Regions from separate parts of the Homo sapiens genome. Here region 1 is linked to region 2. Evidence: read pairs that join two places in POLR2A ChIA-PET (ENCODE). Cell type or tissue: CD4-positive, alpha-beta T cell. All regions are shown on one strand.

Region 1 (5,000 bases), 92 kb before region 2:
TTTTATAAAGAGAGACAGGGTTTTTCCACGTTGCCTAGGCTGGTCTCAAACTCCTAAGCTCAGACAATCTACATGCCTAGGCCTCCTAAAGTGCTGCGATTACAGGCGTGAGCCACTGTGACCCGCCTCTGTAGAAGCCTTTTAATGTGGAGGGAGGAGGGTGGGTAAAATCACTTGTGTTGAGAGTCTGCCGGTGTTTTGTTTGTTTGTTTGTTTGTTTGTTTGTTTTTGAGACGGAGTCTTGCTCTGCCGGCCAGGCTGGAGTGCAGTGGCGCGACGTTGGCTCACTGAAACCTCCATCCCCCCGGATTCAAGTGATTCTCCTGCCTCAGCCTCCTGAGTAGCTGGGATTACAGGCGCCTGCCACCATGCCCGGCTAATTTTTATATTTTTAGTAGAGACGGAGTTTCACCATCTTGGCCAGGCTGGTCTTGAACTCCTGACCTCATGATCCACCTGCCTCAGCCTCCCAAAGTGCTGGGATTACAGGTGTGAGCCACCACGCCTGGCCCTTTTTTGTTTAAGACAGAGTCTCACTCTGTTGCCCAGGCTGGAGTGCAATGGCATGATCTCAGCTCACTGTAACCTCCAACTCCCAGATTCAAGCAATTCTCGTGCCTCAGCCTCCCAAGTAGCTGGGATTACAGGCACGCACTACCACACCCAGCTAATTTTTGCATTTTTGGTAGAGACAGGGTTTTGCCATGTTGGTCAGGCTGGTCTTAACTCCTGGCCTCATGTGATCCACCTGCCTCAGCCTCCCAAAGTGCTGGGGTCGTGATGACATCACTGCACTCCAGCCTGGGCGACAGTGAGACCTTGAGCAAAAACAAAGAGCGTTCCTGTGCTAAAGGGGACTAGACTGGGACCCTGCCTTTCCGGGTTTGGCTCTTCAGGGCCATTATTAATTATCCCACACAAGGGCCATCCTTGAAAGAGGATACCGGTGTGTTAGCAGCAAACACCAACAGCAGAGGTTATCAGGTTATCAAGGTAGTAACCGGCAGCATGAGCAACACCTGGAGACGGGGTAGCAATGCCAATTCTGGGGCCTGCCCTAGAGCTAAAAGAACCAGAAGCTGAGGGTGGGGGCAGCAATCTGCGTTTAAACAAGCTGGCCAAGAGGATCCCATACACACCAAAAATTCAGAACCACTTCAGCCTCACTTCAGCCTGTTGGAGGGCGAAACTGCAGTCTACCTGGAGTTTCATAAAGGTTTTGAAATAGGTGCGGAAGTTAGGGAAAGGATGGGCTAATAAAAGACATGGCAAATATTTAAAATGCATTCACTTTACCCTCAACAGCAGGAAGCTACGGGCATCTAAGAGAGAGCCTGCAAGGGGGAGATGCCCCGGTGGATGAGGAACCAATAGACACTCTGCCCCCTTTTCCTCTTTTCCTAGGTGGGGAACACAAAGTCCAGCGAGGCCAAACCCCCGCTCGCACCGCTGATGGGGTCTCTCTCCCCTCAGGCCAGGGCGCAGCGGCCCCACCGCAGCTCGGGCTTTCAGAGCCCGGGCGTGAAGCCAAGCTGGCCTCAGGTCGCGGCTCTTTGAGAGCGCGAGTGGGAACAGTGCCCTCCGGCCGGGCTCGTCAGCAGCTGGCCACAGCAGCATCTGAGAGGCGTCCTCGGCTAGTGTGCACCTCCCTAGGAACCCACGTATCCAACCCGGCTCGGGGCCGTCTGCTCCAGCCGCTGGAGCCCGGCCTTCTGAGAATGAAGACTTCCCATCCCCCTCCGTCTCCCCTCCTGCACGGCGGACCCCCTGAGCCCTAGCGAAACTACAAAGCCCACAATCCCTGGGATGCGCGCGCTGTCTTCTGGGAGATGTAGTCCTGGATGCGGGGCGCCCCTAGCGACCCAGCGCCCGCTGGACTCCATATCCCAGCATGCCGGCGCGCGTGCGGGGGGCGGAGGGAGGGAGAGACGGGGAGGATGTGAATGGGGTGGGGGCAGTCGCCCCTGTCCCCCACCCTTCCCTTCAAGCCGGGCAGGGGTGGGGGGAGGGGCCGGGCTGAGGCGGCGGCGGCGGCGGCGCTCGGGGAGGGTTGGGCCAGGCAAGGGCGGGACTAGCCCACGGCGGGCGGACGAGAGAGCTGCGAGCTAACGGGTCCGGACGACGGCGGCGGCGGCGGCGGCGGCGGCGACGGCTTTCTGCGCGGGCGGCGGCGGCGGCCGGAGCGGCGAGCATGGCCCGCGCGGCGCCGGGCGCTGACTGAGGTGCGCGGGTGGGATGAGGGCGGGCGGGATGCAGAGCGCCCCGGGCCCCCGGCTGCCCAGACCTCCCCTGCGCGGGCAGCTGGCGCGGCCCAGCGGCCCAGACCGGCCCGTTCCAGCCCGGCAACTTCCCCCGGGTCGGGGCGCCGGGCTCCCTCGTGTGGGCGGGGGTCCGCGCGCGTTGGCCTCATTCCGGATCCCCGCCTTCTGCTTTGCACGTCCAGCCGCTCCCAGCCTCCCAGGGCTCCCGCTCCGCTCCTTTGCCGGCAGCCCCCAACCCCAACCCCAGCCCCAGCCCCAGCCCTCGGAAGAGCTCTCTGCCCTGGTCCCGACTTCCAGTCCACTCCCTAGTTCGTACCGCTAACCCTGGGTCTCCCGGCCTCTGCTCCACCTGGGAGACCCCGGCCCCACTCTTGGCCAGAGCCTGTCTGCCCCATCAGCTCCTCTTTCCTCTCTCCCCTGTGATCTTTCCCCTACCTGGCACTGCCCCCTAACCATCCTCAGTGGCCCAGTTCTCACGGCTCGACCTTCCTACTTTGGGGAAACTGAGGCACGGCTGAAGCCAGAAACTTGGCCAAAGCGCCAGTCCCGTGGAGGCTGGTCTGAACCTCGTCTCTCCTCTCTCCTGTTCCTTCTCTGCCTTGGAATGGAAGTCATTTCTTACCCCCAGTCATTCCCCTGTGACTGGACCAAACTTCCCACCCCCTGCTACAGCTCTGGGCTGAGCTCACTTGAGTCTCCCCTTAGCTTCCTGCCGCTCCTGTTGGCCTTCCCTCCTTCGCATAACCCACTCCGGGTTCCCTCTGCCTGTAGAGGAGTCAGCACCAATTGCTTGCTTGCTCAAGTTAGCCTTTCGATTTATCTTTTGCCAACTGCATCCATCTCCCGTCTCCCATCTTCCCTCTTGCTTTACAGCTGCGTAAAGGAGCGGAGGATTGAGTCAAAGGTGGTGTTGGAGAAAGGGGCTAGAGAGGTGCTGGGGGCAGGCAGGGACCTGGGGCCTCTTTTCAGTCAAAGCCTCCGGGGGAGTACAGGGCACTCTGGGACCTCTGGCCAGTAACACACTCCCGCCTCGTCTTTGGGACGGATGTTTGGAAGCTGGTTGGCCACCCCTTCCTTGCCTGGTGGGCTCTGAAGCCCTTCTCAGGTGGAAGGTATCGCTGGTTTTTAGAGAGATGGTGGCATAAGAGGAGTCTGGGAGACCACACCCCTAAGCTTCATCTTGCTTCTGCTGCTAACTTTGGAGGGGTTGCCCTTTCAGGGAGGGATGCCTGCTGGCTGCCCTGATCTCTCTGTGGAGGAAGGCACAGAGTATGTGGGCGGTGATCTCAAGTTTAGTCGTGGGACTCAGGATTTAGAGGGAACGAGGGCTCAGAGAGGTGGCACAGATTTGCCTGTATTATTCAGGTTTTTTGTTTTGTCCTCTTCAGATTTTTTTTTTTTTGCGGGGGGGGCAGAGGGGGATAGTCATCCATTCTACCCCAATCCCCAGTTTCCCAGTGGGTTGGGTGGAGGAAAGGAGGGACAGGAGGCTCTAGGAGTTATGTGGGTTCCTGAAGGAGCAATCTTGATCTGAACCAGATGGTTCACTGCTTCAGCAACCCCCTTCCCAGCCCTCCCCCTTGGCTGTGAATTGGATGCTTTTAACCTTGTAACTTGAGAATGGAGGAAGGGAGGCCAGGGGGCCAACTGTCTGTGTGGGTGTTTATGTCTGCCTCTGCACCCTTGCTTGCAAGTCTGGCAGGGGCCTGTGGGAGTGACCCTGCCTGGGAGCGCATTGTTGTGATGTGCTGTGGCACGCTGATGGCTCCTGGGAACTTTTGGAGTGCAAATCCCAGATAAAGCCAAGCTTCTGAGAGCCACTGGCTATGGCCTCAGGGGAGCATTTCTACTCCGGCCAAGCCTCAGGGTAAGGACCACTCTTCTCGAGAAGGCACCTGGGATTAAGGAGTCTGCAATACCAGGATTGGGGATTTGGGGAGGCTTGGTTTTTCCATGTCTTTTCATGGCAAAAGAAGACCTGAGGGGTAGGGCCTGGGGAGAGGGGTGGGAAATGGATTATTTTGCGTTGTCCTATACCACATCCTGCCTTATTTTGGCCATATTTGTATACTTCATTTTGGCTCTCATTAGACTGTGGATGCTCTTCAAATGTGTCCTCATTTTCTGAAATACCACCACCTGGCTTGGTCCTTAGCACCTAGTGGGTGTTCAGTAAATGAATTACAGCGGAAGGTCTCATGGTTACAGGTTTAGGGAAGGATTCTTCACATTTGACTGAGAGTCATAGTCTCCTGGAGAGCTGGTTAAGGCACAGATTGTGTGTGTGTGAGGGGACTCCAGAGTTTTATGGTTTAATCTTGGTGGAGCCTATATTTTGCATCTCTCTCCAGCTCCCTAGGGCTAACACTTTGAGAACCACTGGTTTGGGGTCATCACAATTTCTTGAGAGATTAATCCAAGCAGATGCGAAGTCTTTTTTTTTTTTTTTTTCTTTTTTTGAGACGAAGTCTCACTCTGTTGCCCAGGCTGGAGTGCAGTGGCATGATCTCGGCTCACTGCAGCCTCTGCCTCCAGGGTTCAAGCAATTCTCTTGTCTCGGCCTTGTTGGCCACCCCTTCCTGGGGTGACAGGAACCTAGGATTACAGGCATACGCCACGACACCCCGCTACTTTTTGTATTTTTAGTAGAGACGGGGTTTCACCATGTTTGCCAGACTGGTTTCGAACTCCTGACCTCAGGTGATCCGCCCGCCTTGGCCTCCCAAAGTGCTGGGATTA
Region 2 (5,000 bases):
TTCTCCTGAACTCCAGTGCTGTATTTCCAAATGTCTGATGGCTACCGGGCAGAAGAGAACACAGCAGGCCTGACCGCTCTCCTTAGGAAAGCCTATTTGCAAGGCTGGCCCTTGGCTGTCACCTGCGAACTTGGACTTTGGGAAGGTTCCCATCATTCCTAGAACTGATAAGAGGGGGTCAGTCTGCCTCAACTCTTTTTAAAAACAGTTGCATGTAATTTATGCTAACCACCTGCATTCCTTCTGGAAGTCTGGAATTCTGGTACATGCTAGGCACAGGGTGACTATATGACAGCCCCCCAATAAAAGCCTCAAGTAGAGTCTCTAACAAGCTTCCCTGACACCACTTCATATGTGCTGTTACAATTTGCTACCGGAAGAATGAAGCACACTCTGTGGACTCCATTGGGAGATAACTTGGAAGTTTGCCTGGTTTCCTCTGGACTTAGCCCATGAGCCTTTTTCCTCCACTAATTTTGCTTTGTATCTTTTCACTATAATAAATCATAGTTGTGAGTACAACTACATACTGAGCCTGTGAGTTCTCCTAACAAATCGTCAAACCTGGCATCTCTTGGGGACTCCCACAACAGGTACTTACCAAGATGTTTCCTTATTTTAAATTCAGAACAGCCAAACCTGAACTCACCATTCCCTTTTTTCTTTTTTTGAAACAGGGTCTCACCGTCACCCATGCTGGAGTGCAGTGGTGTGATCACAGCTCACTGCAGCCTCAACCTCCCTAGGCTCAGGTGATCCTCCCACCTCAGCATCCTGAGTAACTGGGACTACAGGAGTGTACCACCACCCCGCCCAGCTAATTTTTTTTGTATTTTTGTAGAAATGGGGTTTCGCCATGTTGCCCACACTGGTCTTGAACTCCTGGGTTCAACTGATCTGCCTGTCTCAGTTTCCCAAAGTGCTAGGATTACAGGTGTGAGCCACTGTGCCCAGCCTTCACCTCTTTTTTTTTTTTTTTTTTTTTTTGAGACAGAGTCTCACTCAGTAGCCCAGGCTGGAGTGCAGTGGCGTAATTTTGGCTCACTGCAACCTCCACCTCCCAGGTTCAAGCAATTCTCATGCCTCAGCCTCCTGAGTAGCTGGTATTAACAGGGGACGACTACCACGCCTGGCTAACTTTTGTATTTTTAGTAGAGACAGGGTTTCACTATGTTGGCCAGGCTGGTATCAAACTCTTGACCTCGAGTGATCTGCCCGCCTCGGCCTCCCAAAGTGCTGGGATCACAGGTGGGTGCCATCATGCCCGGCTGCCTTCACCATTCTATCAAATCTGCCCTTCCTCCCACTTTCCTATTCCTGTTATTGGGACGTTAGTAGTACCAATAGGATCCAGGTTGAAAACAGAAACCTTTGGCTTTATCTCCCTTCTCTCCTTTATTATGTTAGCAAGTCCTACCCATTCTACCTTCATATCTTATACCCATCCCTTAATTTTCACTTCCACTGCCCAACATAGGCCCTCTATCTCGGGGCTATCAGAATAACTTCTACACTGATATTTCTATTAGCCATCACTTCTAACATATTCTGTTCTCTGTAGTTCAATAAATCCTTGCCAGCCTTGTCTAATTCTGTCAATAGCCCTCTCAAAAATCCCCATACCGGCTGGGCGCGGTGACTCACGGCTGTAATCCCAGCACTTTGGGAGGCCGAGGTGGGCGGATCACTTGAGGTCGGGAGTTCGAGACCAGCCTGACCAACATGGAGAAACCCCGTCTCTACAAAAAATACAAAATTAGCCGGGCGTGGTGGCGCATGCCTGTAATCCCAGCTACTCGGGAGACTGAGGCAGGAGAATCGCTTGAACCCGGGAGGCGGAGGTTGCGGTGAGCCGAGATGGCGCCATTGCACTCCAGCCTGGGCAACAAGAGCAAAACTCTGCCTCAAAAGAGAAACAACTACAACAAAAAAAAAGACAGTCCATTATCACTAAACAAACCTAAAGTTTAGGTCTTAGATATAAGAACAGAAAGCCACAGTGTATGCTGTAATTACATTCCAGTTGAATGAATATTCATTACTGAAAGAACAAGTACATGAAACCGTTACTTTACACATCAATGAAACAATTTGTAGTGCCTCCTTCCAACATCTGCAGTAGATTGAGGTATTAAATCCAAAAGTCAATCTGTTATTCTGCAAAGAGCTACAAACTACCAACCACGTTAAGCATGGATCTAAGAAATGTTAAATACAGAGTAGTACAGAAACATGCGAAGAACAGTCGCGTAATGAAAAAGAGAATCAGAATCTAAACTTGGCTTTCCTTATAATCGTCACCGAGGAGGTCAATAGAGGAATGACAGCATGCATAGTGGGGCGGATTTACCAAAGGATGAAGTCCTTAACCAGCCCAGATGGAGATAAAAAGCTCGACATTGGTCTCTTTAGCTCTAAGAGCAAATCAAGGGCAAGTGACTGCCCTAGCAAACTGCAGGAGCGCGTTGCCCAGGGGCCTCCCCAACCCGGGGAGCTCCCTGTGCTTTTGGGAGGTTTCGCTTGGGCCCCTGCTACGTCCTCCTCGCCAGGAGCTGAGCTACTGACCGACTTGACAGCCGCTTCCTGCTCGTCCACCGCCAGGGCCCACGAGTCGGTGGCCATAGTCCCGGACAAGGGAGACCCACTTGTGAAAATATGCGCTGCACCACGTCGCAACGCGGGCCCTAACCTCGCCACCGGCGCGAGAATGCACCTCACGCGGACCGGAAGCGGCGGTGAGCACAGGTGACGTCAGTTCCCACCCAGCGTGCGACATCATCATTCTGCGCGGCGCCAGGTCTCTCCTCGGGCCTCGCCTTTCCCTTCGTGCGCAAACCTCGCGCTTTTTGCTCACCCTTCCAGGACGCGGCCTCCTCGCTTCTTAAAATGTCTGAGCTCTACGAAGTGGAACTGTTAGCCCTCCGTTTATTGCCTTACTTCACACTGAAATAAGCCAACGTTTATTTTATTTTATTTATTTTATTATTTATTTTATTATTTTTTTTCGAGACGGAGTCTCGCTCTGTCCCAGGCTGGAGTGCCGTGGCGGGATCTCGACTCACTGCAACCTCCGCCTCCGTGTTCAAGCTATTCTACCTCAGCCTCCCGAGTAGCTGGGATTACAGGTGCCCGCCACCACGCCCGGCTAATTTTTGTATTTTTAGTAGAGATGGGGTTTCACCATGTTGGCCAGGCTGATCTCGAACTGCTGACCTTGTGATCCTCCCGCCTCAGCCTCCCAAAGTGTTGGGATTACAGGCGTGAGCCACCGCGCCCGGCCCCCAACGTTTCTTTTTAAGCCTGTCATATCTCACATTAAATGTGTAAGTCTCTGAACTGTAGGGCTTTGAACAAAGGAAAGTTCCATGAGAATACTATATGATGCCAATTTCTACTGTTAGGAACGCGATAACAGGTAAGAAAACAAAAACCAAAACGCAACAGAAGACCCGTAAACCCCATAATTCCACCATCCAATAAACACAACACACAATGCGTTTTTTCGTTTCTTTTTTGAGTCAGGGTCTCATTGTGTCGCCCAGGCTGGAATGCAGTGGTGTGATCTCGGCTCACTGCACCCTTGACCTCCCACCTCAGCCTCCCAGGTAGCTGGGCCCACAGGCCCGCACCACCACTCCTGGCTAGTTTTTAAACTTTTTGCAGAGACGGAAGTCTTCATTATATTGCTCAGGCTGCTTTTGATCTCCTGCTAACTCCAGAGATCCTCCTGCCTTGGCCTCTCAAAGTGTTGGGATTACAGGCATGAGCCACCACACCTGGCCATTATGTTGAAGGACCACCAAATACATAATGTATAATCTATTTATATGAGATTCAAGAATAGGACAAATAAAATCTATGCTGATAAAAACTAACAGAGCTTACCTGTGGAGAAGGATGTTTGGTCCAGACACAAGAGAACTTCCTGGGTGATAGAATTATTCTGTATCTTGATTGGGACCTGGTTACATAGATGTGTAAATTTGTTAAGTCATGCTACTTTGTATTTCTAAACTCATGGAACCATTATTTACAGATATCACCCAGGCTGGAGTGCAGTGGCCGGGTCTTGGCTCACTGCAACCTCTGCTTCCTGGATTCAAGCGGTTCTCCTGCCTCAGCCTCCCAAGTAGCTGGGATTACAGGCACACGCCACCACGCCCAGATAATGTTTGTATTTTTAGTAGAGATGGAGTTTCACCACGTTGGCTAGGCTGGCCTTGAACTCCTGAGCTCAAGGATCTGCCTGCCTGGGCCGCCCAAAGTGCTGGGATTACAGGTGTGAGCCACAGTGCTGACCTGCTTTTTCTTTTTTATAAGCAGTTCCCAAGGAAGAATAACTGTTTTTGTTTGTTTTTTGTGACAGGGTCTTGCTCTGTCACCTAGGCTGGAATGCAGTGGCACGTTCACAGCTCACTGCAGCCTTGATCTCCCAGACTCAAGTGATCCTCGCACCTCAGCTCCCCAGCAGCTGGGAATATAGCACTTCGCCACCACCCCTGGCTAATTTTTGTGTGAGAACTTGTGCATTTAAAATATCATGGTATATAAATTATACCTTTCAATAATGTTGATTAAAAATCAAAAAAAGGGCCGGGGGCGGTGGCTCACGCCTATAACCCTAGCACTTTGGGAGGCCAAGGCTGGTGGATCACCTGAGGTCAGGAGTTCGAGACCAGCCTGGCCAACATGGCGAAACCTCACCTCTACTAAAAATACAAAAATTAGGGCCGGGCGCAGTGGCTCATGCCTATAATCCCAGCACTTTGGGAGGCCAAGGCAGGTGGATCACCTGAGGTCAGGAGATCGAGACCAGCCTGGCTAACACAGTGAAACCCTGTCTCTACTAAAAATACAAAAACAAAATTAGCTGGGCGTGGTGGCGGGTGCCTATCGTCCCAGCTACTCGGGAGGCTGAGGCAGGAGAATGGTGTGAACCCAGGAGGCAGAGCTTGCAGTGAGCTGAGATCGCGCCACTGCACTCCAGCCTGGGCAACAGA

Evidence for each region. Peaks named below come from ENCODE experiments on the same cell type or tissue, not always from the same donor. Only the 100,000 strongest peaks of a DNase experiment are listed, where the experiment ranks them.
Region 1: POLR2A ChIA-PET joins it to region 2 with 16 read pairs; 13 of 35 experiments call an interaction of 5 or more read pairs at or near these places.

What each region holds. Positions count from the first base shown.
Region 1 is chr16:70,436,171-70,441,170 of GRCh38, reverse strand. It overlaps ST3GAL2 (ST3 beta-galactoside alpha-2,3-sialyltransferase 2), which reads left to right and starts at 2,071. Exons shown (of 7, transcript NM_006927.4): 1 at 2,071-2,222. RefSeq lists silencers at 1,920-2,099, 2,200-2,399 and an enhancer at 3,940-4,119. In CD4-positive, alpha-beta T cell, no CTCF peak of the experiment used is centred here; DNase peaks (open chromatin) are centred at 1,920 and 2,940; H3K4me3 peaks cover 2,375 bases.
Region 2 is chr16:70,344,614-70,349,613 of GRCh38, reverse strand. DDX19A (DEAD-box helicase 19A) reads right to left here and starts at 2,711. Exons shown (of 12, transcript NM_018332.5): 1 at 2,566-2,711. The coding sequence starts at 2,622. It overlaps DDX19A-DT (DDX19A divergent transcript), which reads left to right and starts at 2,867. Exons shown (of 5, transcript NR_039997.1): 1 at 2,867-3,415. RefSeq lists enhancers at 2,467-2,956, 2,475-3,092, 3,093-3,711. In CD4-positive, alpha-beta T cell, no CTCF peak of the experiment used is centred here; a DNase peak (open chromatin) is centred at 2,783; H3K4me3 peaks cover 1,817 bases; H3K27ac peaks cover 2,645 bases.